Linked DNA regions of Homo sapiens: region 1 is linked to region 2. Evidence: chromatin loops called from intact Hi-C (ENCODE). Cell type or tissue: transverse colon. All regions are shown on one strand. Links, peaks and the distances in the headings refer to the core of each region. The heading gives the core; the rest is flanking DNA. Region 1 overlaps C5orf67 (chromosome 5 putative open reading frame 67). Region 2 has its middle 15 kb from the start of LINC01948.

Region 1 (15,275 bases), core at 4,599-12,598, 92 kb before region 2:
GACAATGCACCTGGTCACCCAAGAGCTCTGATGGAGAGGTACAAGGAGGTTAATGTTACTTTTATGCCTGCTAATAATATTCATTCTGTAACCCGTGGATCAAGGAGTAATTTTGACTTTCAAGTTTTATTATTTAATAAATGTATTTTGCAAGGCTATAGCTATCATAGATAGTGATTCCTTTGATGGATCTGGGCAAAGTACATTGAAGACCTTCAGAAAAGAATTCACCATTCTAGATGCCAGTGAAAACATTCGTGATTCACGGGAGGAGGTCAAAATATCAACATTAACAGGAGTTTGGAAAAAGCTGATTCCAACCCTCATAGATGACTTTGAGGAATTTAAGTCTTCAGTGGAGGAAGTAACTGCAAATGTCATGGAAATAGCAAGCGAACTAGAATTAGAGGTAGAGCCTGGAGATGTGACTGAATTGCTGTAATCTCATGATAGAACTTTAACAGATGAGCAAAGAAACTGGTTTCTTGAGATAGAATCTTCTCCTGGTGAAGATGCATTGAACACCGTTGAAATGATAACAAAGCATTTAGAGTACTCCATAAACTTAGTTGATAAAGCAGCAGCAGAGTTTGAGAGGATTGACTTCAGTTTTGATAGAAGTTCTACCGTGGGTAAAATGCTGTCAAACAACACTGCATGCTTCAGAGAAATATTTTGTGAGCCGGGCGTGGTGGCTCACACGTATAATCCCAGCACTCTGGGAGGCTGAGGTGGGTGGATCACCTGAGGTCAGGAGTTTGAGACCAGCCTGGCTGACATGGTGAAACCCTGTCTCTACTAAAAATACAAAAATTAGCTGGGTGTGGTGGTGATTGCCTGTAATCCCAGCTACTCAGGAGACTGAAACATGAGAATTGCTTGAACCTGGGAAGCGGAGGTTGCAGTGAGCCAAGATCATGCCACTGCACTCTAGCCTCGGTGACAGACCGAGATCCTGCCTCAAAGAAAAAAAAAATTAACGGAAATATTTTGTGAAAGGAAGAGTCAACTGCTGCAGTAAACTTCATTGTCCATGAAGAAATTGCCACAGCTACCCCAACCTTCAGCAACCACCACTCTGATCACTCAGGAGCCATCAACATCTAGGCAGGACTCTGCACGAGCAAAAAGATTATGACTTGCTGGAGGCTCCATATTGTTAGCACTTTTTTTTTTTTAGCAATAAAGTACTTTTAAATTAAGCTATGTGGATTACTTTTTAAAACATAATGCTGTTGCACACAATAGACTATGGTGTAGTGGAAACATAACAGTTACATGCAGTAGGAAACCAAACAATTAATGTGGCTTGCTTTATTGTGATGCTAACTTTATTGGGATAGTCTGGAACCAAGCCTGCCATCTCTGAGGCCTGGCTGTATACCACTTGCTGTTTATTCACACTGATCATCTTCATCTTCACCTTGCCAGTGTTGCTAATGTGCACACTCTCAGTCCACAGAACATTATCTCATCTGGAAAACACTCATAGCTGGGAGGATTAGCAACAATGCTCCCTTGGTACTAACAATGAGCCACAAGTCATTGGAGCAATCATCAATCAGTGGCTCGTGATCTTGTTCAGTCTCAGTTCACATGTCATTGGGAGTCTGGTTACTCAATGGTTATATCTCTGCCTCTTCCGTTTAAGGGAATGGTGACTTACCCATGATAGACGTGCTTTCCCTCCATGAAGATTCTTCCTCGGTATCCCTGCATGAGAGTTGGTTAGTAGAATCAACTTCTACCAGCTCCAAGTTTAAATAGAAGAAAACAGGTTCATTTATTTACCTTATTTCAATGGCTTAAGAGGAAAGTATACCACATTTTCCTTTTTCTTTATTTCTTCTCAGAGGCAGAAGGTATAAACCCCAGACTGTAGGTCTGTGGAGAAAGGACTCCCCCCAGCCCTGCCTCTCCCATTTACTTCCAAGCTCTCCTCCTTTGCCTCCTTCCCCAAGCCTGTCACAGATTAGGAGTGGTCCCACAGGGCTGTCAGGGAGGTGGAAAAAGAAATTTGCTAGCTCTCCAGGCTGCCTCTGGAGCTGTGGTCTGTGGTAATTGGGAGGGCAGAGGCTAGGTGACCACAGTGGTTGAAGAGTGAAGGAGGATCCAGGCTATTTCCACAGCCACAGGGCTTGGAGGGTGGTCGCCTCAGGATGGAAGCCTACAGGAAGGGAATTCCTGAGCTGACACTTGGGGAGTGGGCTGGGAATGGCAGGATGGGGGGAAGTATCTAATGTGGTTGAAGCTCTTGGCACCAGAAAGGCACTGAGCTGGTGCTTCCCACATCTCACCTGATGGAGTCCTCGTTACAACAGCTCTGTGAAGCCAATCCTCATGGCCCTGTTTTACAGGGAAGAACCCACAGCTAAGAGAGAAAAAGCAAAATGGTTGGCTCAACTGGACTGGTAAGAGGCAGAACCAGTATTTGAACCTGGGTTTGTTTGATTTGAAATCCCTTCACATCCAACTCTACGAAGCAGGTCATTATAGGAACCTTTTGTAACCTAAGGCAGGTGAACAGGGTGGCAGGCTGGCTGAGGTCCAGATACCAGCATTGCTTTGGGTTATAGTTTATGTTGTTTTAAAATCTACTGCATTTGGTAAATACACATGCTGGTGGTTGGGAGACTAGTTTTGCAGAAAATGAATGAAGTGCCCTTTTAGAATTCCATTTGTACTCTGTGCAGAATTGGATTTCTAAACGCTACCTGGCTGTGGCTTGTTATAACAGTACCTCCCAGGTGTTCCAGTGATAGTCCTGATGGCACATCCCTCAATGCTGGAGGCCAGAGGTTCCCCACGGGATGTTTCATAAAAGATCATAGAAGTCAGCTCAGCTTCTTTGTGGTCAAACCACAAAATGCTAAGGTTTCCTTAAACTCCCAGAATTCCAAAGGGTGTGGGCCCACCCTGAAAAAGAATGCTGAGCTCTGTAAAACCCTAAAGGGAGGAGCAAATTCTACTTATGGAAACTTGGGCATGAGTTGAACTCCTGACGTGTTCATTATGGGGAATTGGAGATTTTAGGTGTAGGAGTTATCTATGCCAGTATGGGTCAAACTTTACTGTGCATAGGAATAAACTTGCTAAAATGCAGATTCCGGTTTCCCAGGTCTGGGGTGGGACCTGAGATGCTACATTTCCCAAGCTCCTCGGTGATGGTAATGGTAATGCTTCTGGTCCACGGACTGCACTTTGAGTAGCAAGGGTCTACAGTATGGCACCTCTCCCCATTGTCTCTGTTCTCCTTCTCCAAGCTGAGCAGAGATTCATTTACTTGGGGATAGTTTTTTCAGGAGGAAGGGAACATGAGAATCTTCTGAATAAAGTATCTTAAGAAGCTTTATTGCAGCATGCTTTGGATGTAAAAAAGTGTTATAAAGACAACAACAAAAAATGTGGGGATGGTTTGTAGTCAAATACGCTTTGGAAGTGTTGGGTTTAAAAGTTAAATAGGCTTCTGTATTTCATGACTTTCCAGACCTTTAATTACCTAATGTGCATTGTAACTCTCACAGGGAAACTTCTCTTAAATTCATTTGACCAAAGAATAGTACTTTTTGAAGACCATCTTAAGAGCATAATGTTCACTGAGGCTGGCTGTTTCAGACATTGACATGGGTGGGCACATGAGAGAAGGAACTCTTCCCTAAAATATTGTGTAAATGTGAATTTGCTCCCATTCTAAATAGGTTAAGGGTAATTCTGAAATAAATTGAACTTTAGAAATAAGAGTTGAGCTGTGAAATGGACTGACTGTGGAGTTACATGCATGTAGAATCCTGGGCACATATGACTTTGGAGGAAGAAAACTGATACAAATGGATGAAAAAAGAGTAAAGAAAATGAAAATATTTGAACAGGGATATGGGGCAGGGAGGAGTCACCTAGAGCATGCTTGTATGTGGAGAGTGGTCAATTAAGGACTTAGTCAATGAGGCTAGCACGGGTAGAGTGAGGAAAGACTCGGGAAATAGGAGCCGAGTCCATTCCAGGGGATGGCAGGCAGTTGTCAGTGTTTTAGATGTCCAGTGACTGAACCCCTTTCCTTTTGGGGAGGAATTCCTGAGCTGATAAGGCAGAGGCTTCTCTCATAGAAAAGCTGAATGTGGCAGACCTGTGTTTCCTCAGCCTGCTTTGCAGCGAATTTATGGGCACGTTAACCTGGGTTCCACCAGTCAGAATTGCCTTTCCTAGACTTTTAAAATGCTTTTTATTTAATTTAATTAATTAATTAATTAATTTTGAGACGGAATTTCACTCTTGTTGCCCAGGCTGGAGTGCAATGGTGTGATCTTGGCTCACCGCAATCTCCACCTCCTGAATTCAAGCGATTCTCATGCCTCAGCCTCCCACGTAGCTGGGATTACAGGCATGCGCCACCACGCCCAGCTAATTTTTTGTATTTTTAGTAGAGACGGGGTTTCTCCCTGTTGGCCAGGATGATCTCAATCTCCCAACCTCAGGTGATCTGCCCACCTCGGCCTCCCAAAGTACTGGGATTACAGGCGTGAGCCACTGTGCATGGCCCCTTTCCTAGACTTTGAAGCAGCGCTAAAAGAGGCACTATGGACAGACCTCCATTCTGATGAGGGCAAGACAGCAGTGACTCTATGCTTAGTTCCCAGAGGCAACAAGGACTGTGGTTCCATAGCCAGCATCCAGCATCCAGGGCCAACCACACACAGTACTTGGAGCTGGCCTGTGCCTGGTGTCAACTGCAGCAGCATCTTTCGTGGCCCAGCTCTGTGGCCTGATGTGGGGTATTGTTCTTGAGGGAGAGCCCTTGCACCTGGTTCTGCATCATTCTAGAAACTCCGAGCAGCCTATTTACTTTTGAGGACTTCCTTTTCATCTTAGACGAAGGAGTTCGTTCCCATTTCTTGCAGCTTAGAACACTTACAGACACAGTGGATAATGAAACCTCCCAATTCAGCTTCAGAGAGCTCCAGAAAGCATTTTCAATCTTGAGTTAAAATTCTAGGGCAGACTTTGGGATTTATGAAGGAAGGTCTGAGTGGCCTGAGAGTCAAGCTTCCCTGAGAACCATGGTGAGCCTGTTCGGGTAATAAAAGAAGTAAAGCAATTAATATTACTGCATGAGCACTCACAAAATGCCAGCTAGATGTTCTTATCTATATGTTTCTCATAACAATCTTGTGAAATAAACATGATTATCCTCATTTTGTAATAGGGGAGGCTGAGATACAGGAATTGTAATCAATTGTCCAAATAGTAGGTGTTGGAGCTGGCATTCCAACTAAGGTCTGTCTGACTCCAATTACTGGTACATCAGGCTGCCTCCCAGTGGTTTGGTCCACATGTGGGGGCACCTTCCATGTGTCAGACATGAGGATAATCGTGGCCCATACATGCCTTTGTGGAAGTTAAGATCTGCTGCAGGAGATACAAACTAATATGTTGCTACAAACTGTGAAGGAGAGGAATAATGGGACAATATAGTAGAGAAACCTGCCCTAGATATGAGTGTCTGTGAAAGGAATTGGTTTCTCTGAAGGGGTGCTCTTTGAGCTGAGTTTTGAGGGCTAAGAGAAAACTACTTTGGATGGGAGACAGAAGAGCTTTCCTAGCAGGGAGAACTAAGTACAAAATCAGACATACCCCATGCTTGGTTTGTACCCTGAGAACTCCCCCAAGTACAGCAAGCTGGCCTTGTGATTTAAATGGTCTCTGCTCTATTAAAGACAGATACAGAAGAGTAATGAAAGGAAAAGGCTAAGAGTTCCAAAGTCACAGAAGATGGAGGATAAACCTAGTTCTTGGGTAAAATGTTTCTGGAGCCACCTGTCTGCCCAACGTCTTATCCTATCTTGGGAAACGAGCCCCCTCCTGATTTCTGAATAAAGAATGAGAAATCGGCCGGGTGTGGTGGCTCACACCTGTAATCCCAGCACTTTGGAAGGCCAAGGTGAGTGGATCACCTGAGGTCAGGAATTTGAGACCAGCCTGGCCAACATGGAGAAACCCCGTCTCTACTAAAAATACAAAAATTAGCCAGGTGTGATGGTGTGCTTCTGTAATCCCAGCTACTTGGAGGCTGAGGCAGGAGACTTGCTTGAACCCAGGAGGCAAAGAGTGCAGTGAGCTGAGATCCTGCCACTGCACTCCAGCCTGGGTGGCAGAGCAAGACTCTGTCAAAACAAACAAACAAACAAACGAGAAATTGGGCTGACGACAGCCTCACAACAGTGTCAGACTTTTTGCTGGCTGCTGCAGGCATGTGGTTACCAGTGAGGGAAGAGGGGCGCAGCACACATGGAAGCCTGTCATCTATTTTATATGGGCTTAAGAGAGACTCAGGTGCACCAGACTGCTGGGTTCTATTTCTCTGGACACTGCCCTTTTTCTTTCTTGGTCTCCTTGGAGATGCTCCTCATCAAGGTATGTGTAGCAGGATGATGTTGTAAATATTATTCCTATTTTTATATAGAAATTTTAGGGGTAAAAATCCAAATATAAGGTCCAAATGTATGGTTTGAAAAGCCAACATCGCCGATTTTTGTCGATTAAAATCCCATGTGACATTAAGGTCAAGCTTTAAAGTCACCGCCTCCAGGAAGTCTTCCTTGATTATCCCAAATAGAAGTGATGTCTCATCCTGTGGACTTCCTGGTACTCTACAGGGCACCATTCTTGGGGCATAGAGCATGTCTGCTTTGTATGGTTGTTATTTGGGTCTATGTCTTCTTATCTTCTCAGCTCTAGTGAAAGTTTAATGAGTAGAGGCGCTATGTACCATATGGCATTGTAATGATCAAAGTGTTTTGTACATAGGAAATGCTTTCGGAAAAAAATTGCTAACAGAATGGCAGCTGAAAATCAATTTCTTGGCCAGGTACAGTGGCTCAAGCCTGTAGTCTCAGCAATTTGGGAGGCTGAAGCAGGAGGATTGCTTGAGCCCAGGAGTTCGAGACCAGCCTGGGCAACATGATGAAACCCCATCTCTACAACAAATACAAAAATTAGCAAAATTAATTGAGCATGGTAGTATGCACTTACAGTCCCAGCTACTCAGGAGGCTGAAGTGGGAGGATTCCTGGAGCCTGGGAGGCAGAGGTTGCAGTGAGCTGAGATCACACCACTGAGCTTCACACCACTGCGCTTCAGCCTGGGCAACAGAGCAAGACAGTGTCTCAAAAAAAAAAAAAAAAAAAGAAAGACAATTAACTTTTAGTAAAAGCCTTCTTTTTTCATGATCATTTGAATGCCTACCATATTTATTTATATTTAGAATATTGTTGTTATATTTTATTATTGAGGAGCTAAAACAAGCATTGAAAAGACAGGGCTTGGTACCTGTTATGGAGTGAATTGTATCTTCCCCCTCCAAATTCATGTATCCTAATCTCTGATACCGCAGAATGTGACTGCATTTGAAGAGAGTCTTTAAAGAGGTAATTATTGTTAAATGGGGTCACTGGAATTATCCCGCTAGGATTACCAACGTGACTGGTGTCTTCATAAGAAGAGAGTAGGACATAGACATGTACAGAGGGAAGAGCATGTGGAGACCCAGGGAGGAGGCGATGGCCACCTACAAGCCAAGGAGAGAGGCCTCAGAAGTAGCCCACTCCTTGATCTTGGCCTTCTAGCCTCCAGAATCGTGAGACAATAAACTCCTGTTGCTAGCCTCCCAGACTGTGATACTGTGTTATGGCAGCCCTGGCAAACTAATAGAGTACCTATGATTTTGTTTATTGTGTGGGATAATCAAGGAACTGAGCCCTTTATTAAAGACTTTAAATATGCCTCTACAGTATAATGTGAGATAGGAAATCTGGATTCAAATCCTGGTCCTGCTACTTGCTCACTGTGCAATCTCAGACAAGTCACTTAACCTCACTGAACTTTGATTTTCTCAGTTGTACACATGTGGAAAATGCTATATTTAACTTGTGGGGTTGTGGAAATAACTAAAAAAACAGCATAGAGGTGCCCTCTTCCCTCACCCTCCTGTGGTGGATACTCACAGAATGGAGGGAAGGACCCTGGTGTCCTGTTTCCCAGCTGAGCACATGGAATTCTCTGGTTGCAACTTGAACAGCAACCTGAGAGATGAAACGTGAGCTAGCCCAGCACCCCACAGTTTGAGGCAGGGCGATATGGGTGCTTGCTTCCGAGCGAGGGCATCTCTGGTCCTGGATGTCCATTTGTGAGTTTACAGGCAGGGCAATTTGCCCATTCCCCAGTCATTTTCACAGCAGCTGGTGTCATAAATTACCACAATCACAAGTCCTCTCAAAGCGGGGCATTCCTGACATGGAATGAAGACCTACAGCCCCAGAGCATCTGATGAGATTGGATTTGTCAATAAGGGCAGTAGCCAGGCCCACGGGTGTTTGAGTACAAACTCTGGGGTCAGCAGCTGGGGCCACACCTTGGGAAGCTGCCCACTTTACTTAGGTTGTTTGCAGTAAAGTAGCTTCCGCAGTGGTTCTGAGGAGGAGGCTCCCGGCGCTCTCCCTAGGCGACATTCTGCTCCATGCCTGGATCTGGGCGTCCCACCCTCTCCCTGGGGTGCTGACAGTCAGAAACCCAGGCGTGTCAGGAAGAGCTCAGAGTTGGGCAAGCTCTGAGAACCATTTCAGCTCAGTGAAAGAGGCCGGTTAAGTTTTTGGTTTCAGAGGAGATACTTTCAGGGGGGTGAGAGGAAAGGGAAGAGGCCAAGATGCAAGGTCTGGCTGCCATTGGTCAGGGTCAGCCTGGGCTGTGGTGTTAAGGGGGTTTCAGCAGCCACTGTTGTTTCTGTTGCTCTGGCAACCAGAGGAGAAATACACAACGCCCAGTGCAGGTGCACAAGTGTTGAGTGCAGGCCCATTTCCTCCAATCGGCCCCAGCCAGCCCAGAGGCAGCGACCTAGGGGCTCCTCCCAGGATGGCTAGCTGAAAGTTTTGGTGTGTGGAGGCTGAAATGTGGAAACTAAATTTGAAGGGCGTTGACTACAGGGGCTGTGGGCAGCACCTGGTGGCACCCTCCCTCTCACGCAGGAAAGCCGGGCCTGGGGCTTGGATGGGTCAACTGGATCTCCTGCCTGTCCCTAGTTGGTTTTCCTGCTTCCGGTGGCTGCAGCCCCAGCAGCTACATCCTGGATCCTATTGAGGAAGCTTGGTGCTAGGTCAGACCCGTGACTTGCAGCTCCACCCTGGAGCTCTGGTGCGAAGCTGTGGCTGCCTGGGAGGGTGTGAGGGTTCCCTTATTCTGGTGCCTCCCTTTGCTGAGCTTGCAGCGACCCCCGACCCCCAAGCCACTCTGCTAGGCTCTCCCTCTGTAAAGGTCTCTGATTAACAGCCCTGGGGACTGGTAGACACAGGTTCAGATCTCCGTCCCTGACTGATTGAACTTCTTTGAGATTCTGGTTTCCTTACCCATGAAGTGGAAGTAGTCAAACCCATCTCAAAGATTTGTGAGGAAGAAGTTTCTGTGAAAATACCTAAGGCAGCACCTGACACATAGTAGGTGCTAAATAAATGGGGTCTTTGCCTCTTGCGTAAGAGCCAGAATTCAAGAGGCCTTGATTTCTGATGCATTTGCACTCTCTAAGCTGACAGCTGGGCCTATTCCCTTGCCAGGAGTTTCAGGACCAAGGCCATCCCGCAAGCCCAGTCCATCAGCACTTCCTGAAGCTCTCTCTTCTCAGTATATCCAGAAACTCTCCACTCCCACCTCTCTCACTGCTACCTTATCCCAGCTCCATCACCTCTTACCTGGATTACTGCAGCTGCCTCCAAACTAGGCTCCCTGCTTCTGTCCCTGACTGCTCAAACTCTTCCTACTCAGCAGGCATCCTGCTATGCCAGTAGTCATCAGATGGTGCCTCTCCTCTGTTCAGAGCTTGCCAGAGTCTGCCTTTCTCATTCTGGGCCCCGCTTCTATTACCTCATTTCCCACCGCTTCCCTTTACTCTTTCTACTCCTGGCCTCTTTGCTGCTTCTTCAAAGTAAGAAGCATGCTCCCAAACAGGACATTTGCACGTGCTTTTTCCTCTCCCTGGGTGTCCACTCTGATGTCCTTATGGCTCATGCTCGCTTCCTTCAGCTTTCCACTCAGCCTTCCCCTTCTGAGCAAGGGCCTCCCTGACCACCCATCTAAAACATCACCCTCAATCCCCATCACTTCCTACCTCCCTGCTTGCTTTTTCTTCATATCCCCTATCATAACCTGAAATATACATTTATGTGTTTATTTTTGTCTTACTCTACCAAATGTAGGATTACCAACATTTCCTATCAAAGTGCAGGAAATGCGGTTTCTTCCTGTTGAGTCTTCACTGCCTAGCCAGTCTTCACCTGGCTCTTTCTTCCTGTTGAGTCTTCACTGCCTAGAACAGTGCTTGGCATACAGTAAACACTAAATGAATTTAAGTTGAATAAATGAATGAATGGATGGGATAGGGGAAAGAATATATATACATGTATCTACATATATTTAAATCTACATTAAGTGAAAGTGTTCATATATTTAGTTATACACATATATTTCTCTAGGGATATCTCCTTCGAAGAGAACATATGGAGATATATATATATATATAGATACACACACACACACACAAACACATATATCCTGAGTTGCTTCTGTCAGTACAGTACAGTCACTACTGTATTTGGGTGGCCTGTCCTAGCCCTTCTCTCAGATGATGATAACATTCTTGGGGCATTGGCTTGGGTGTAGGAGTTGGTTGGTGTGGGATCTGTGTAGACTCTTTGTGAGAGACCTGTGGAGAGCTGCATTTGTGTTTGTTGATGGTGGGTGACTGAGGTAGGCTTGTTGGGGGGAGGAATAAGGACATCGAGGCTATTGGAGGAGGCAGGAAGATGGAAGGGAAGTCATTGAAATAATCTTATGGCCATGGGTTTGAAATTAGTATCTGTCCATAGAGAGGTAAATCAGAGGCATCCAACGGGGAGGAGAATATCTCCAATCAGGAGGTGCTCACACAGTTTAGCGGCTTCCTGTCAGGTGCTCCCGGTGACACTCTGGGTCTTTTCTCCTCTCCCCCATAATTTTCTTTAAAACACAGTGTAAAGATAAGGGTAAGAATCACTTCAAGTAATGTGAGAAAACTGTAAGGAAAGAGGAAAAATGAAAATGCTGCCAATGGCAGGAAACGGCACATTTTAATCTTCTCAAACTAAATGGACTCCGCGTTGCATCTGGAATTGTGTGTGCTTGATAAACCTAATGTGGAAGCCCTTTGCTAAACATCTGACAAGAATCAGCCTCTCCATGAAATGTGAAAAGATGCCCCCACCCAGTTGTTAAGAGGCTGCATAAGAGAACAGAAAAAGTTTGCGCAGCTAACACAACACGGGGCTTGCCAAAATCATCCTGCCCTAATTCTCTTGTCAGCAGAGCCACTTTTCTGAAGAGCTAGCGACTCGTGACTTGGTTGCTGGATTCTGCCTGCCCTTCCTGCTGTGTATCCCCCACCCCACCCAGGACCCCTGAGCAGAGCACACCCTTTCTCTGTATTTTCACTTGTTGGGTATTCTTCAGGGCTTGAAGCCTCAGAAATTCCGTTGAGAACACAATGCTCTACGTTCAGGATGTGAACGGCTACAAATGTCGTATTGCTTATCTCGCTCTGTGCAACACCCAGCAGCTGCTGGCCTTTAACGAGGAGGCGGCACAGGGCTCAGGGAATCATCCTGTGTGTGCTTTGTTCTTGCATTTTGCAGCTGATTTAAGAGCAAGAAAGGAACAAACCCCATCTGATGTCTTTACTCCAGAGATCATCTCACATCCTTCCTAGGGCAGGAAGAGCAGGTGACTGGGACACCGGACATTTGGCAAGCTGGTGGCTTTCCTGCGTTGGCATGCTTTGCCGGGGTTTTCATGAAAAGACAATGACCTTTACAAAAAACAATGACCTTTGCAGAGATCTCGAAACCCTGGCAACTCAGCAGCAAACTCAGTTCCAAAAGCGTTCCTATTGCCTTTCCCAGCAGAGTTGAATAATTGGAAAGTAAAGAAGGACTTTTTAAAAATCACCAAAGTTTTTGGCAAATTTTAGGAGCTCTTTCCCCCACCCTGTAATTAAAGCAGAAGTAAACAGTAAAAGAATATCAAATTGCAGCTCGCTTCAGGAATAGATGCCCAAATAGAGCTGCTGCTTGTCCTAACCTGTGCTTTGAGACAGAAGGACAACCTCTCTGGGGAGCACTCCAATAGGTCCCCAGATCTGACACATCAAGATTAAGACATGAAGATTTGGAGCTGAGAGAGGAGAAAGGGTGAGTCATCTGGGCATTATCCAAAGAAAGAAAAAATGTCTTCCTCTTTCAAAGTTGCCTTCTCTGCACCATCCCTGAGCCCCTTCTGGTTGTTGGAGGTCATCTCCTGCATGGTACTACCTCACCTTGAAGGGGTTCTTAGGTCCAAGGCGATCAAAGCAGTCCTGCTCCCTGCTACACAGTGTGTGTGAATACTGTGTCAGACTGACTTGGTCTGTGTCTCATCCACTCATCAGCTGGTAACCCCAGACAAATTGCTGACCTTCTCTAACCTTCAGTTTTCTCAAGTCTACAAAGAGGGAACAATAGTATTTACCTTATAGGGCGGACATGGGACTTAAATGAAACAGTGTAAAGTTCTTGAGGCATAAGAACCACTCAAGCATTGATGTTACATGTATCAATAGTTAATTTCTTTTTACTGTTGTCCCATTGTATGTACATATCACGATTTGTTTATTCATTCACCTGTTGATGGATGTATGGATTGCTATTGCAAATAAAGCTGCTACTGTTTGTGTACAAGTCTGGTATAGATACATTTTCCCTTTTTTCTTTTTCTTTCTTTCTTTTTTTTTTTTTTTTTTTTTTTTTGAGGCAGAGTCTGGCTCTGTCGCCCAGGCTGGAGTGCAGTGGCACAATCTTGGCTCAATGTGACCTCTGCCTCCCAGGTTCAAGTGATTCTCCTGCCTCAGCCTCCCTAGTAGCTGGGATTACAGGTGCATGCCATCACATCCAGCTAATTTTTGTATTTTTAGTAGAGATGGGGTTTCTCCATGTTGGTCAGGTTGGTCTCGAACTCCTGACCTCATGATCCATCTGCCTTGGCCTCCCAAAGTGCTGGGATTACAGGCGTGAGCCACTGCACCTGGCCATTTTCCCTTTTTTCTTGGGTAAGTACTTAGGGATAGAATGGCTAGCTCAGATGGTAGCTGTATGTGTAACTTTTAAGGAAACTGTCAAACAATTTTCCAAAGTAGTCACATCATCTGGTGTTTCCATCAGTGGCTTATAAGAGTTCCAGTTCCTCCACATCCTTATCAGCACTTGGTGTGGTCAGTCTTTCTAATTTTATCCATTCACATATGCGAGTAGTGGTAGGTGATTCACATTTACTTTGGCTTGTAGTGAAGATATTTAGGTGAACATTCTGTGCAACTATATCATTCATTCATTGCACAGTGCACAGGCCTCAAAGCTCAAATATTATCTGAAGACAACCTGTTGTGAACTTAAATCTTTGATGGACAGTTGGATGCATCTGACTCTGAAGATTGAGTGAATTTCAAGTAGGAGCAGCCTAATGATTCAGGGCCATAGACTGTTACAGGTAGTTAGGCATGAGCAGGGCAGGACAGGGTTCTCCCCCAACCCACTAGAAATGTTGGGTGATGGTTTGGCAATTATTGCATTGCCTCTCTAAAAATATGTATTTGGCAGCTCCAGGGAGAGGCCATTTCCTGATGGTCCACACCTGTTAACCTCAAAATGTTAATTGAATGCAGGCCCCAGGGAGAAGCAACTTCCTGGGCATGCGTGTTAAGAGACAAAAATGGTGAAGTATGATCTTCTGGGGGCACACTCCACCGGAAAAGGGAAGAAAGCCTTAGATGGGCATGTGTATAACTCCCTAAATACATTGTGCATTCTCAACTCCAACGGGTAAGGAAAGCACTGGGCATGTGGAAAGCCCACCCTAAAGGAAAAATCTTGGGAAAGAGGCAAGCCTATAAAGTCCTAGGATCAAGGTTAAAGGCCCCTCTTTTTTGCTGTCTTCTTTTGCTCTCTTTTCTTTCTTGGACCTTCAAGCACCCGCTTGGGTCTCCTACAAGCGAATTTTCCTCTCTTTCCTGTTCTAAAGCCTTTTAAATAAACTTCTACTCCTGCCCCGAAACTTGCCTTGGTCTCTTCTTCTGCTATATGCCCCTCAGTCAAATTCTTTCTTCAGAGGAGGCAAGAACTGAAGTTGCTGTGGACCCCTTATGGATTCACTGCCGGTAACTTGGGTCTCTTCCACTGGTAACAAGACCACTTAATTTTCTTCTCATTACTTCTACTAAAGCCAAATAATTGCTGTGATTTTATTAATTCACCTACAAAGCCAATAATGAACCCTGGTTCATATCACCTTTAGCTCCTGTTACTAATAATAACAAACATCATAAGATTGGCAACGCTATTAGTTTTGCCCTGTGTTTATAATAATGAGGTTAGGGAAGGTATTCTTCACTACTTTTGGGGACTCAAAAGAGAGAATCCATAGGAGAAATTTAACTCTGGCTTTAGTTCTAGAAGTAGCTTTGTTTGTCCTGAGCAAATGGTTTGTTTTTCCTGATGAACAGTGGAAATCGTGCTGTTTCTTTCTTCACGCTGGTAACCAGAGACTTAGAGCCAAATTTGCCTTCTACTCCATAGCAAGTTTATCTGACTTTATGCTATGTATTTAGTAAACTAACCTATGCCTGGCTCCACGTTACTTTCCTATTTTAATTTTCTATTTGCTTTACTTTCCATACTAGTTAAAATATTTTGAATTTAAATGAATTTTTAAAACTATGTGTTTATGATCAGAATCCAAAAGGCATAATTTAAGGTATCTCTCACTCTTGCTCCAAAACCATCTGTTCCCCTTTCCCAGGGGAAACTGCTTTTATCAGTTTGTACTGTGTCTTTGCAGAGAATCTAGGTGACTAAAAGTATCCATGAGAATAGAAGTATAGTATATGTATGGGTGTGTGTAGTACATATTTGTAAGCAGTCTATTGAACAAGTTGAAGTTGGTAGGGTATAAATAGAAAGCAACTTTATTCCTGCTCATTGTTGACTCTTGAAATTCACTCTGTTGTTTCCTTGCCTGCCTATGGATGAATTCTGTGGCAGATACCTTGGCTTTTCTAGTTACTTTCAGATATAAGTAGGTAGTCTAACTTACCCTTAAAAAGTCTAGACTGCTGGTGAGGATATGGAGAAAAGGAACACTTGCACATTGTTGGTGGGAGTGTAAATTAGTTCAAC
Region 2 (15,275 bases), core at 2,369-10,368:
GACTTCTAGCCTCCACAACTATGTGAAAAGTAATCTCTTGTGTAAGCTGCCTACTCTGTGGTATTTTGCTGTGGCAGCCCTAGCAGACTAATAACAAGATGAGATCTAGAGCTCATTTTGCCACCAACAAAGTATGTGACCTTCAAGTATTCAAGCTTCCCAAATTTCAATACTGAAAAGTGTTTTAACCCTTGAGAATTAATATCATATGCTTCATCTGGGCTCCTGCCTTGAGGTGGGTGGTGTGCTTGGGATGGTGGGAAAATAAAAGTTTTGTAGCAGATTATCTTGTAGCCTCAATTGTGAATCCTGTGCAGCTCCTCCAGCCTAGAAACAGTCCAGGGGAAAAATATATCCTTGATCCTTGAATCCACAACTTCAGTCCTTTCCACATTAAACAAGCCATCTCACTTTCTTCCATGGAATTAGGAGATCTTGGCCTCATCACAAAAACTCTGCCTAGACTCCTCATTTTTCCTCTTGCCCCATACCAATCCCCAAAAGAATCTAATTTTCTAAAACAAGGAAAGAAGGATATGAAAGAGAAGCAAAGACAGATAACTTTTTCCTAAAGACCCTGATCTTAACTTGTTTAAAGTTTGTCCAAAAAGAATCTTGGGATCATGAGACATCCTTGGTTAAAAAGGGCCTCAGAGGTGTTCTGGTCCAACAACTCAGCTAATTTAACACCCCTAATGTTGACTGAGGCCTTATGGGTAATAGTCATAATTATTATGTATTTATACCCATTGGGGAGTCAAGAAGGATTTAGGGTAACTGGAATCACAATAACAATAGCTCCCAACTAGCATTCTGATGTTTTCTACAACATCTCAACCCAGCAGTCTAATAGTGCAAACATACATACCCAAGCATTAAATGCCCTTCCATATGTGGACCTGTCTGACTATAGTCAGAACCTCAGGACCCTCCCAAATCATATGCTTTCAGTCCTACTTTGAAAGCAAAGAAAATGAAGTCTAGAACAATGGAGTGATTGTCTTAGGTGTCACTGCTAGTGAGTGGCAGAGTTTGTGTTCAGATTCCCATCTCGTCCCCACTCTAGGGCTCCGTGGGACGCTCTAGTCTATAAGATCACCCAGCCTGTGATCATCCCTGGGTTGCATCTGAACATTCCCATCTGGTGTTTCAGGTTATGCCTTTGTAGCCATATTTAGGCAGCACGGACCAGCCACCTTGCTCAGAGCCACGCCAATTTGACTGTCTCACCAGGACAAATGGTGAAGAGTGGGTCTAGTTCATAGCCTTGGGCTCTGTTTTTGATACAGAAGATATTTTTATCTTCTTTTCCCTGATTTTTTTCCCAGTTTCAGGATACTAGAAAGCCCCTCCCCACCCTACCCCAATCTAGCAGTCTTTTCAATTAATAGGACTTGGTTGCTCCTAAGTCTAGTATTTAGATCTCTATTTTAATACACTCTTCACTTGTATAGTCTCATAAGCCACTCAAGTACCTCAAATTTTAGGATTACTCAGAAATTGTTTGACTTAACTAATTTATAAAAATATTTTCCCAAATAAACAAGAGTGATTTTCTTCCAAAATAAAAACAGACTTTACTTAGATGTCAACCAGAGTTTCTAGAACAGGATTAAAGTCAAATGATGCTTTCGACTTTGGCACCTGGCTGCTTCCTTGTCTCTCTGACCCTCTCCCACCCCCACTCCCTCACTGAACACTCCCATTGGCTCTTCCTGCTGATAGTGACTTTAAAAGAATCAACCACAGTATTGTTATCAGCCCTGTGGTTTCAGTTCTCATTTGTGCCTATATTTAGACTGGAAGAAAATAATCTCTTTCCATTGCCCTGGAAATAAGAGACTGTTTTTAAGTGAGTTAATGGATCACCTACATTTGGAATTTCCCTGTAAATGTTGTCTTGTTTCTGTGAAGGAAGACATGCTAAAGCTTATGAAGCAAGGAAGTTGCTATCTGGTGGCGTGACTAAGACTTTGATAGTCAGATCATAGGTGTGTTACCAGTTAGTCTCCATATGCATTGGGCCAGGCCTTAGGGCAAGGGCAGGAACTTCTGTGCAGGACCGTATGTGGGAACAAGCATCCCATTTGTGCCTAAATAAGAACACAGGTCCATGCTACTCGAGAAAAGTGTTGATAAGCACAGTTCTAAAGAACAAGTACCAAAGGATGTCTCCCCTAGATAAGAACCACAGTCTGATATTGGACTTAGAAAAAAACCCCATGAATTAGAAAGAATCATGGGTTGTAACAGATATTTGACCCAAACTTATCATTTTCATACTTTCCCTTACTGGCTTTGAGGTTAATTTTTTTCTTCCTTTATACCATTTTCGCTGAACAAAATTCTTCCAACAATTGGAAGAGTTGGAATTTTTCTCTAAGAAAATTCTTCCCATTCTCAACCATTCTTGAGTGGAAGGGAGAGGGTATCTCTTTATCTTTTTACCTTATGAATGGGAAAATCCATGTAGTAATTCAGAGTAGAATAAATCTGAATATGTGGTGGGGAGAAAGCATCATAAGGTGTTTTCAGGATCAGCCTTCAGTGTACATGCAAAGAATGCAATTTGTCCTTCCTTTCTTATACGCTATGCTCTTAATTCACTTAAAGGCTGTCCAGGACTCCGTATGGAAAACTTCATTATCCCTCCATTCTGCTTCCAGGAGTCCCTGGTGTGATTGGAGGGAATCTGGAGAAGACACAATGTCCCCAACTCCTGAAATCTTCACTCCTCTCAATATTGGTGGCACTGAAAATCACTTCTTTGGGAAGAGTTCCTTAATTGGCTTACCTTTTGTCAAAATGTAAGTCCTTAGAGGCTTGGGGCATTAAGCCATTAGCAGTAAAAAAAAAAAAAAAAAAAAAAAAAAAAAAAAATTGGAGGGGAGGGGGAGTGGAAAAAAACTAGAGCTGACATAAAAAAAAATTATAAATATTGGATCTTGCCTGAGACTTTAGGTACTGATTGCTGGCTTCTTGACCTGTTTCACCTTCCAGATATTTTGGCTACATCTATCTCCAACACAGTCTGACTCTCAAATTTAGTGAATCTTACACTTTAGGGCCACTCACTTGCAGGGGCGCCTTCCCAAGACCTTTGGAGAAGCCCTAGCAAGGTGTTCATGTGATTGTGCATTTTTGTCAAATTTGCAAATACAGTATATTTTTACTTTAATTGGCTAAGACTGCTGCCTGTTTCCACTCCAGTGTCCCCTCCCTTATACTTGATGTCCTGTAAGGGGTTGATGTGGAGGGGAGGATGAGGAATTATAAACACATATTCACTTGTAATTAAATTAATGTCTAAACAAATATTTACTTTGATGCCTGACTACCTTCTCGCAATTTTAAATTATTTTTCTTATTGAGGTCCCCAAATACTTCAGGCTCCACAAAACCTGAAGGCAGATGTCCCTGAATTCTAGGCTTCCTGCCATCACATAGTTATTGGTCTCAGTTCATCTTTGCCTTCTATGCTGATATATAATAACTTCTACCTGTTATACAAATAATGTTTGGTTTTCCTGGTCCCCCACCATGGCCTGACAAAAGTCCATCATAGAAAACGGACAGCAAATGAGGGATATGCTGAGAAAATAGTTAACCGAGTGAAGAGGAAGAGAAAAGAGAATCGAGAACGTAGATAAATTGCCAACTCTTCCCATACATCCTGGTATTGGCGGCAGTGGTCAAAGGAGAGGGTCTTCATGCTGGAGAATCAGAAGAGGAGACTCATCAACTTCTGTTTGTTTGGAAGGCCGAAATGAAACATTGCCACGCTGGTTGAGAAGCTGAGTGATATTCCAGCCTGAGATGGAGGTGGGGGGAAAAAGGGAGGAGGCAGGATGGGGAGCTGAAATGAATTAAGGAAAACACATGGTCTTCCGGAAAGGAAATGGAGTTATGAAAAGAGATGGAAAAAACAGTTCTTCCAGGATAATGTCTTTTGTTGGTCCCCAACGGGAAGCTCAGTTGAGACATGAGGAAGCTGGAAGAATATGATGGAAGCCCAGGTTACCTGACACAAGGAAAGAGGGCCGAAGGGAAAGGCGAACAGTAGGGGACAGGGACCAGGGGTCACGTTTTTCTTGGCATTGAAATATTTTCAAACAAGTTATTTTTCAAAAGTTTCCAAGGAGGATCCTCTACCAGTTTCCAACCTCCATTTGGGATTTGAAACCTACAGGAAACAAAGACCCTTCCCATGACCTCTTTTCTTCCTCTCTAAATTAAATTTGGATGCAGAGAGCTGGTTAAGCGGAGGCTGGAGCCTTCTGCTGTGCCTGAAAGGGTGGCCTTTCCCTGATACAGTCTTAGGGGCTGCTTCTGCTCCCAATTAACAGTTGTTTTGGCAAGTTTGGGGACATCGTTTTGATTTTTGGCAAGTCGTTTAAAGATCTGGCTTTCAAGTTCTTCCATCTGTAAAATAAGGAATTTGGACTAAAACCATTGGTTCTCAACTTTGTGAGGGGTGGGGAAGGAATGGTTAACGACTCTTTTTGGAAGAGGCTGAAAGCTGCAGAACTGCTCCCAGAAGCATGCACATATGTCTGCTAACATATAATTCTGCATACAATTTTAAGGGTTTGTGGACCTTACAGTAAACAGTTCTCCAAGTAGTTATCCTCCTGGCAGAAGGGCTATACTTCTTTACCCCAACTGAACTCAGGCATTGGCCAATGGGATGCAAAGGGTCCCCCTTCTAGGTTGAAGAATTAAGAGCTTAGCTCTCTTTCCTTCTGCATTGATGCCAGCAATATTCCTGATATTGCATTTCTATCATGTCCAGGAGTATGTTGATGATGCAGGAGCAATGTCCCAGCCAACCCTGTATTATCATGTGGTATGAGTACAAAATGAGCCTTTGTTGCTTTGAAGCCACTGAGATTCTCAAAGTGTTTGTTACTGAGAGGTGACAGCGTGCTGGCAGCCCTCGCAGCCCTCACTCACTCTCAGTGCCTCCTCGGACTCCGCGCCCACTCTGGCCGTGCTTGAGGAGCCCTTCATCCCGCCCCGGCACTGTGGCGGCCCCTCTCTGGGCTGGCCAAGGCCGCAGCCAGCTCCCTCTGCTTGCTGGGAGGTGTGGAGGGAGACGCGGGCGGGAACTGGGGCTGCATGCTGCCCTTGCGGGCCAGCACAAGTTCCGGGTGGGTGTGGGCTCGGCAGGCCCCACACTCAGAGCAGCTTCCCGGCACCACTGGCCCTGGGCAGTGAGGGGCTTAGCACCTGGGCCAGCAGCTGCAGAGGGTGCGCCGGGTTCCCCAACAGTGCCAGCCCACCGGCACTGCCCTCGAATTCTCGCCGGGCCTCAGCTGCCTCCCCACGGGGAAGGGCTCAGGACCCACAGCCCCCCATGCCTAAGCCTCCCCTGCGCCGTGGGCTCCTGCGCCCCCGGAGCCTTCCGGACGAGCACCACCCCCTGCTCCATGGTGCCTGGTCCCATCCACCACCCAAAGGCTGAGGAGTGCGGGCACACGGTGCTGGACTGGCAGGCAGCTCCACCTGCGGCCTGGTGCGGGATCCACTGGGTGAAGCCAGCTGGGCTCCTGAGTATAGTGGGGACTTGGAGAACCTTTATGTCTAGCTAAGGGATTGTGAATGTACCAATCAGCACTCTGTGTCTAGCTCAAGGTTTGTAAATGCACCAATCAGCACCCTGTGTCTAGCTCAGGGTTTGTGAATGCACCAATCAGCGCTCTGTGTCTAGCTAATCTAGTGGGGACTTGGAGAACTTTTGTGTCTAGTTCAGGGATTGTAAATGCATCAATCAGCACCCTGTCAAAATGGACCAATCAGCTCTCTGTAAAACAGACCAATCAGCTCTCTGTAAAATGGACCAATCACCAGGATGTGGGTGGGGCCAGATAAGGGAATAAAAGCAGGCTGCCCCAGCTTGCAGTGGCAACCCACTGGGTCCCCTTCCATGTTGGTGGAAGCTGTGTTCTTTTGCTCTTTGCAATAAATTTTGTTGCTGCTCAGGCTTTGGGTCTGCACTGCTTTTATGAGCTGTGACACTCAGTGCAAAGGTCTGCAGCTTCACTCTTGAAGCCAGCGAGACCATGAACCCACCAGAAGGAAAAAACGCCGAACATGTCCGAACATCAGAAGAAGCAAACTCCGGACACATCACCTTTAAGAACTGTAACAGTCACTGTGAGGGTCCGCAGCTTCATTCTTGAAGTCAGTGAAACCAAGAACCCACCAGTTTCAGACAGATTTCCACAGCATATCCTAGCCCACCAGGACTGAGAGAATCCGTGAGTCCATTCGTGCACTCTGGAGCTTTCTAAGAGCCTCAGGTTATCAATTCTGAGTCTAAAAGTCTAAATCATCTCTTTTTTTTTTCTTTGAGAGGGAGTCTCACTCTGTCACCCAGTCTGGAGTAGCGCAATCTTGGCTCACTGCAACCTCCGCCTCCCTGGTTCAAGCGATTTTCCTGCCTCAGCCTCCTGAGTAGCTGGGATTACAGGCTTGCATCACCACGCCCAGCTAATTTTTGTATTTTTAGTAGAGATGGGGTTTCATCATGTTGGTCAGGCTGGTCTCGAGCTCCTGACCTCATGATCCCCCCACATCGGCCTCCCAAAGTGCTGGGATTACAGGCATGAGCCATTGCGCCTAGCCGAGTCTAAATCATTTCTAACATCTTTTTATTTCTGAAAGTTTCTGAGTCTGAGAGACAAAACTTAAAAATGCAATTTCAGGTTTTTGGATTACCTGAACTCCCACTTTGCCTGGTTCATAAGGAATGTCCATTTGGTTGAATGGAATGTCTCATTTTGGAGTCAAGTGATCAAATTCGCAATTCAAATGAAAGATTCACCTGGCTCATCTTCACAAGGCAGTGAGATATTAAGGGGTGGCCCAAGGTGTCATGGGGGTCTCCTAGTGACAGATAATTGAGGGGGAGTCCTTTCAGCCCTAGTCCTGCTGTGGGTGCTCCCTGGCTGTAGTCTCATTTGCAGTAGAAGGAAAGAGATAAATCAAGAAAACAAATAAAGGCATACTTCTGAAAGCTTTAGATGACAAAAGAAGTCAAGTTAAGAGGCAGGATGTCTGCACTTTGTTTCTATTTATGGAAGACACAGTTTAAACAGAGCTCTCCATTCAGCATCCGTCTGGCTATTAAAATTGCCTTCCAAGTTATTATCGGCAAGGAAATGGACAGCATTTAAATCTTTCCCTGTAGTGGGTTTGTATTTGGAGATGTTTCACATGTGTTTAATTCACTGATCAATTTTACCTTGTCGAAACAGAGAATGGTCTGTCAAAAACAGGATGAAGCTCATTAGTGAGATGCAGGAGATAGCACAATTGAGGGAGAATAAACAGACTACCCAGAAAAGAGGAAACAAGAGCCTATTCAGGAAGCAAGTGGGAATAGCAGAAAATGATACAGTAGTCATGGCAGACCAAAGGCTAATGGACTGTACTGCTACTTAGTAAATGATACTGAACAGGAGGGAAAAATGTCGCTGATTGCCATGTGATGGTAGTTCATGGTCTGGGGCCTGATAAGTCAGCAAAGCAGATTAACGGATTTTCTCCATTCTAGATGGCATGTGATTTTCCCAGTTAAACATTTCTGAAGTCAGGTCTTATCATAATTGATGTGCAGATCTTATAAGGTAGAATTTTCCCTGCTCTTCACAGATGTAATTGACGATGGGATGGTTTATGACAAAGTGTAAGAGAGAGAAATATGAAAGTGGAGTCCAAATAATAATTAAAAAGTCAAGATATTACATAGCACAAAAAATCCAGGCTTAAGATTTTAAACGTCATTTATTTTTGGACTGGATTTTACCTTCATGTAATTCAAAATTCAAGTTTCAAAAGAAATATGGCAAAAGTCTCCCTCCAAATCTTGTTCCCCAAATGTTCAGTTCTCCCACCTGAAAGCTATGTTACCAGTTTCTTGTATATTCTTCCAGAGATGGTTTTATTTATATGTCAGTGAGGATATGTATAATTTTCCCCTTACCTTTTCAAATGATAGAATACTACATATGCTTTTCTTTCTATACTTCCCTTTCTTTCAATGCAACAATATATCTTGGAGATTATTCTGCAGAACATCAAGAGTTTCCAATTCCTTTTTTTACAGTTGTGTAATGTTCCATTTTATAGAACTACAGTGATTTATTTAGCCTGCCTCCTTAAAATGGACATCTAGTTTGTTTCTGATCTTTTGCTATTACTAACACTATGTTAGAGAATGACATTGTATTCATATCATTTGGTACATGTGTGAGTAGGAGAAATTTTAGAAGTGGAATTGCTATGTCAAAAGGTATGTTTATTGGTATATTTGATAGATATTGTCTATTTGCCCTCCATAGAAACTGTACCATTTATATTCCTGTTAACAATGTATGAAAGTGTGTATTTCTTCACATCCTTTTCAATATTGTGTTATAATTTTTATCTATGAGAGTATCTATTTTTCTACATCCCTTTCAGTATCATGTGTTATCATGTTTATCTTTGACACTCAGGTAAAAAAATGGAATTCCAATGTACTTTTTAAATTTTTAAAATTTAAATATATTTATAAAGATATATTGATCCTAAGTGTGTAGCTCAATGTCTTCACAAATTAAACACACAATGTGATCAGCACCCAGGTCAAGAAACAGGACAGGACTGAGAGCCCAGTAACCCCCATTTTATACTTCTTTCCAGTTCATGTAGTTTTTGCTTTTCTCTCATTATGAGTGAAACTTAACCACCTTCTAAAAATCATCTATTTTGAAATAATTGTAAATTGATTTCACAGAAGTCAAACATCTTTTCTTGTTTTTAACAGCCGTTTGTATTTTCTTTTCTATGAATTGTATGTTCCTATCTTTTGGGCATTCTTTGATTTTTCTCCTTAATTTGTAGAGGTTATTTTAGAGATAAGGACATTTCAGTCCTCAGTAGGAAAGATATGAGCATTATGCTGAAATTTATCAACCGTGGTTGACCCCTGAGAATGGATATTAAGCATTTGGAATTTTAGTCAGTACTGGGTAAAGCAGCTCAATGATCGCTATAATCAGCCCGGATAGTCTTGCCTTGCAGTTGACCAGAGCCTGTGTAACCATTGCCACTCTCTCTTTTAACTTGCCAGCTTGACCCTGTCCACCTCCATCCCTAGCCCTTCCCTCTGTCACCTCCCACCCCAAAAGCCTTGGATAAGTAGGTTCTTCTGTCAAGTGAGTGATCGCTCAAGTATCAAGCAAATATTTTTCAGGTTACCAATAGAAAACCTGACCAGATCACAGGAAGGACCCCATTAAACAGGAGTATCTGAGAAGACGCTGGGGAAACATTTGGAAAAGAGACTCTTCTAGGAGACAGTTGCCTGCTCCCAGATCACTGGCGTCTTCCCAGCCTGTCCCATCCAGCTCAGCCCCCCACATAAAACCACAACGTTCCTCCTCGCCTGGTTCATAAAGGGCCTCCCGGGGACTGTCCTTACAGGAGGGGAGTTTCCCTTAAAAGCAAGTAGGAGTTTTCTGCTGCATGTTTGTGCCTTTTTTCCCCCACTCCCTCCGACTGGACAGTCACCTCACGCCACATGCTTTCCAGCAAACACTCATCACCCGATAAATCATGTGACCCCTTCTGTTTATTTAGAGGTGCTGGCTGGCTAGCTGGGGCCTCTCATCCAGCCCCTGCTCTGTAACCAATTTCAGAGTGGTTTTCATCAGAAAGGGGAACTTCTGAGAACCAGATAAGGAAAACTATTCATTTGCATGGAAGAGCTCCCTAGGCCGTTCCCTGGGGTGCCAGGAGAATTAGGGAAACCTCAAACACAGTTTATGAAGCTGCCAAAAAGTGTGTGCTAGAGAACACCAGCTCCGATTAGTTCCTACAAAAGATGGAGTAACTGTAGGAAGTCTCCTCTCAAATGTAATTTGAGGTTCATTTTTGACCCTCATTTAGCGTTTTAGATTCTGGAATCAACAAACATTTTTGCTGAGTGCTTTGGCAAAACCTCAGGTTGAACTATTTTAACTCTGTTTTTTTTTTTTTTCTTTTCTTTAATTAAGAGGCTACTTATAATGAGAAGAAGGTGGAGGCTGCGTTTGACCAAATGAAATGCCTGGCTCCAAGGGGCAGGACAGCGTATCTCAGTGTGGACTCGGGAACTACTCAGTCAGTATGGCCTGGGCTGGCTGAACATAAAACAAGTTCTCCAGGCCCCATCCCAGGCCTGAGGAATTCGAATCGCAAGAAGTTAGGCTCCAGAAACATGCTTTTAAACCAAAAAAGCTCTTCAGGCAAATGTTACGCTTATTGACATGTAACAGCTCTGCTTCTAAAAGCACCGTTCTGAGGAACCAGAAGTGGCTCATAGCTTATTGAGCCATGGACCATCAACTGTAACATGAAGAAGTTCCAGTGTGGAGAGAAAAGAATCCTTAACCTTTGGTTTACCTTTCTAGGTCTTTCGATCTCCCTTTAATCCACTCGATGGCTAGCTTTTCAAGATAAATGGAAACTTTATTCAGTTTGTTTTTGCTTTTAAGTCCTTGGCCACTGGGAGAGTCCTTGAAGGGGAGATATCTTGTGAAAGAGGGAGGGAGCACTGAAAATGCATCCGCATAACAGATTCGTGGCTGTGCAGATCCTGAATGGAGTAGGGTGGGTGGGGTAAGCGGAGGGAGAGAACCCAGTGTTTTTCTAGGCAGTTATTCAACCAAACCATTACTTCAAATTTCCAGAGGTCATTTTAAAGCCTGGTCCGACTGTTGCCTCAGGACCCAGTTTCTTAGCTTTGAGTGAATGAATTGAGGACAGAGAATCTGTTACCAGTGACAACTGCCTATTACTAAAAGCCGTAGGAAGGCCTGACAACATCAAAACCTCTTCACCCAAGCTGATCTTGGAGGCAAGGTCACCGCAGCATTACTGCCACGCAGGAGCTTTCCTGTGGGCTCCTGAATGCAGCCCAGGACAGTGACTGAGCAGTGGCTGTGTGGTGCCCCAGGGACACTGAACACTAGGCTTTGGGGGGGCAATCGTCAGCAGAGGTCCCCCACCTTACTCACGTTTGGCACCAAAACAGTGAAGCACGTTTGCACAGGAGACGATGAGGGCTCAGACATTATCAGTGGTGACCAGCACGGATGGAAAACCACAGGGTGGACCACAGAAGACCACACTGTCCTCAGTGTTCAGGACTTCAAAGATTGTATAATGGAAGCTGCTTTTAGTGAGTAATAGAATACCCAATTAGAACAGCCTTGAACATCAAGGGTTCTTCATGGTACACATCAAGAGGTTCCAGAGAGGTAACCTCAGCAACATAACACTGTCAGGAGGCTGCGGCTTCTTGGTGATGCTCTCCTTTCCCCTCCTAACAACAAGATGGCTGCTGCTGCAGGTCCAAGCATCGTGCCTCACATGGATGTGCTCAAAAGGAAGGAAAGAATGGAGTTTTGCCTCACATGCCTTTGTTTTAATTAAATAGGAAATTCCCCTCTCACACTCTCCTCCTGAGGTAGAAGGTGGGGCTTGGATACTGGACCAAATTGAGGACTAGCTAAAACACGGACAAGGCAGAAGCAGCTTTCCATGAGACAGCCCACCAGCATGCCATGTAAGTTTACCATCACTATGGCAACAACAGGGAATTACCACTCTTTCCATGCCAATGGCCTGATGGTCCAAAAGTTAGCACCCCTTCTCTGGAAATTTCTGCATAAACCACCCCTTAGTCTACATGTAATTAAAAGCAGGTATAAATATGACTGCAAGACTGTACTGAGCTGCTACTCTGGACACACTGCCTATAGGATAACCCTGCTCTGCAGGAGCAGTCACAGAGCTGTGACACTGCCGCTTCAACAAAGCTGTTTTCTTCTACCCTACCACCGGCCCACCCTTGAATTATTTCCTGGGCAAAGCCAAGAACTCTTATAGGCTAAGCTCCACTTGGGGGCTCACTTGCCCTGCGTCACTCCCACCCTATGGAAGATCCCAGAAATCCACAGTCACATGCCCATCCCACACTGCAGGTGGAAGGAAAGGTAGGTTTGCTGCACAGTTTCAGGTTAAACTAACCACGTTCCATTTGCCTGAGCTTGGGGAAGGGCCCACCTTCCCTGAGTATGTTGCTGTCCCACAGTTGAATAAAATCAAGATTTAAGCAGCAAAACAAAAAAGTTCAATGACTTCTAAACAGGCCATGGAAGATGGACAAGAACCCTGCCAAAAGGATCTAGCATTATCTTTGGTAAGGAGTTCCTTCCTAATGACCAAGAATAAATTTCCTGCCCTGGAGAAAAGGGGATGCAAAGTAAGATTTAATTTGATTTTAGAAAATTGAGAAGTGGCATTTTTTCATCTGAGTGTTTGGTTTGGTTTTCTGGGGATAAAACTTGGTTTATATCTCAGAACTTGGGACGTCTGAGTAAACTCTAGGCTTGTCAAGAGGTCCTGTCCCTCCAGCTCCCCAACAGGTCTTCCCTGCTGATGTTTCTCCATCAGCCCTTGTACTGCAAGAAATGTGGGTCTGGGTCAGACATGTGTGCATGCATTGGCATTTTCCACTGAGGGGTTTCTAGTAATTTCTTAGGGAGTTTCTGAAACCTCCAAGCTCGACTTTTTTGTTGTTGTTCTTTTTCTTTTTTGAAGTTAATAAAGCCTGAGTAGTGAATGAGGCCATCTTTAAAGAGTCGTGTGTACTCAGCAACTTTGGTGTGTTAGTTTGTCTTCCAATCTGTCTCACTCGGGGTGCTTATCTCTTAGAAAGGGAGATTATTACCACAGAGACTGGGCTGGAAACCGCTTCGCTGACAGGTTTAAGAGTCTTAGCAAAATAAACAGCCGCAAAGGCAAAACTGTGTGCAAAATGGCAGGCTTCATTCTCTCTATGTGGCTCAGCTGGGTAGAGAGGGAGCTGGAATCAAAACAAAACAGACAGCATCTCAACAGCACTCTGAGAGGTTGAGCTTCACGTGGGAGGGCTGTGGGGTGGGGGCGAGCGTTGGCATTTCCTTCTGATCAAGTAGTTCTCTCCTTTTATAGAGACAATTGCTAAACTGGCAAGCCCGTCACCATACCTGTTGATCTGGTTTATGATTCATGCCTTAAAAAACCCTAGAGTTGTGATAGTTCCTCTTACTGTTTTTCATACCCAGAAAGCTATACAAGTAATGGAATTCTGCGGTTGAGTTTCTCTGGAGCTTGCTTTGCGGGACCAGCTGAAGATCCTTTTCCTTGGATTTGGCAAAATCCAAACTAGAACCAATGCATGCAAATTTGCAAGCAACTTGAGAACAAGAGAGTATCATTTATTTTTATCTCTCTCTTCCCAGCACCTCTAGCGCAGTATTGAGAAAATACTAGGCACTCCATAAATGTCAATTAAATGATCGGATGAATAAACGGATAACTTTGCTGTCTCATTGTAACAGTACTCTAGAGTATTGGGAAGTAAAAGTGTTTCCACATATAAATTTATTCTTCTTGTTTTAATACTGGTGGCAAAATTTCCAGCTAACTCAGAACAAAAGAGCAAATTAGAATGCTTAACTCTTACCCCAGGATCTATTAGGAAGGAGAGAACCTATTTAGGTAGGACTTTGTTGATTGACGAACATTCAAGGACAATTAGAACATTTGTCAATAATTGATATTTTGCTATAATTCTTCCACTTTTAAAAGTGTTTGAGAGATTCAGGTAGAACCTGCCATCTCTTCCCAAAGTTCAAGAATTCAAGGCAGAATTCAAGTGACTTTTGGAGTTGAGGGAATAGGTGACTCCATCTCTTTTTGGGACAACTAGAGTTTGCATGTTTCTTTTTGACTTAGGTCAAGAAAGACCCTTTTCAAAGAGTGCAGAAGGCATGTAACCTTAGGAGTTTAGGAGTTCAGCAGGAATGTGAATCCTGACTCCACATGTCACTATGTGACCTGAATGAGGGACTGTCCTTCTCTAAGTCTTAATTTCATCATCCATAAAAGGGGCTCTAAAAGACAGTTGTGAGGATTAAATGGGATGATATGTGTAAAGCATGCAGCACAGTGCCTGGCCCTCCATAAGCTCTTATAAGAGAGCCATCTGTCATTTTTATTATTACCATCACTATCATCATCACCAGTTTCCTGTACCAGAACATTGTACAACAAAGAGGTTTGGATCAATATCATTTTAAACCTCTTTTTTGAGAGCAAGGGTCCTGAATCCATGAAAATGTGTTTAACTTGGTCATCGACCTCAATTTGCTTGGTTACTGTACATGTGGGCTGAGGTTAAGTCAGTCCAGGCTAGATTCCCAGGAAGGCGATGCACAGCCCAGAGTGGACACTGTCTGGCCTCAGCAGCTCCTACTAAATGACAATGCTCCTCCACCTTAATTTTCTTTTCAAAGGGGCAAATTAGAGAACATCTGATTACAGTCACACTGCTTACTTTTTAACTACCCATTTCTTCCAAAAAAATAAAAAAATACAATGAAAAATTAAAAAAAGACATTATGTTTAAAGATGACTTTTGCTGGAAACCACCAACCCAGCGTTGGAGAAGTAGCTGAGCCAGTGGAGAGACCCTGTAGCCTGACTGATGTAGATTCAGACACCAGCTTGGCACCTTCTGGTCATGTAAGCTGGGGCAAGTCACTTGACTTTTCGATGCCTCCATTTCCTTGTTTGTAGAATGGAGATAATAATGTTTATCTAACATCTCTATGGGTTACACGTGGTACGTACAAAGCATTCCTAGCAAAGAGATTAGGTGCTCAATAAAAGTGGTAGCTGGTTCCAGGATTCTGGTTGTTATTCAGTCCCTGGTTGTTATTAAATCCAAGACTTAGGAAAAATGGCTCCTGGAAGCATATTAATAATGATGCTCAATCTACTTACGGTGAGCCAGGCAATCCTCTACACCCTTTACATATATTAACTGGTTTAATTCTCTCAAAATCCTATGAAGCAGGTAGTATTATTACCCCATTTTACAGATGAAAGAAATAAGGCATAGAAAGTCCACATACCTTATCCAAGGCCCCAAAACTGGTAAATAATAGCAGGTATCATCTCAGGCAGTGTGATGCCAAAGTTTCTGCTCCTGGCCACTCCTCCAGGCTACCTCTCTTAGGTGGCCCAGACAGTCACAGGGTAGAGGACAAGCCTGCATCTTCCCCACCCCATGGTCTGTTGAATGGCCTAGAGGCAGAGACATTCCCCTAATGTGCCCAGAATTGGTGGATTCTTGGTCTCACTGCCTTCAAGAATGAAGCTGCAGACCCTCGCAGTGTGACAGTTTTTAAAGATGG

The links. Hi-C counts contacts between places; a loop is a spot of excess contacts. Peaks named below come from ENCODE experiments on the same cell type or tissue, not always from the same donor. Only the 100,000 strongest peaks of a DNase experiment are listed, where the experiment ranks them.
Region 1: a loop joins it to region 2, with 5 times the contacts of the local background. A loop is called at or near these places in 12 of 110 quality-filtered maps.

Annotation. Positions count from the first base shown.
Region 1 is chr5:56,582,610-56,597,884 of GRCh38, reverse strand. All of the region lies in intron 1 of C5orf67 (chromosome 5 putative open reading frame 67), which reads left to right. Among named protein-coding and RNA genes, the nearest start is that of C5orf67, 16 kb to the left of the region's middle. RefSeq lists enhancers at 8,616-8,875, 9,006-9,085. In transverse colon, for the core only: no CTCF peak of the experiment used is centred there; DNase peaks (open chromatin) are centred at 8,388 and 8,814; H3K27ac peaks cover 2,009 bases.
Region 2 is chr5:56,488,854-56,504,128 of GRCh38, reverse strand. No RefSeq gene overlaps it. Among named protein-coding and RNA genes, the nearest start is that of LINC01948, 15 kb to the right of the region's middle. In transverse colon, for the core only: no CTCF peak of the experiment used is centred there; no DNase peak of the experiment used is centred there.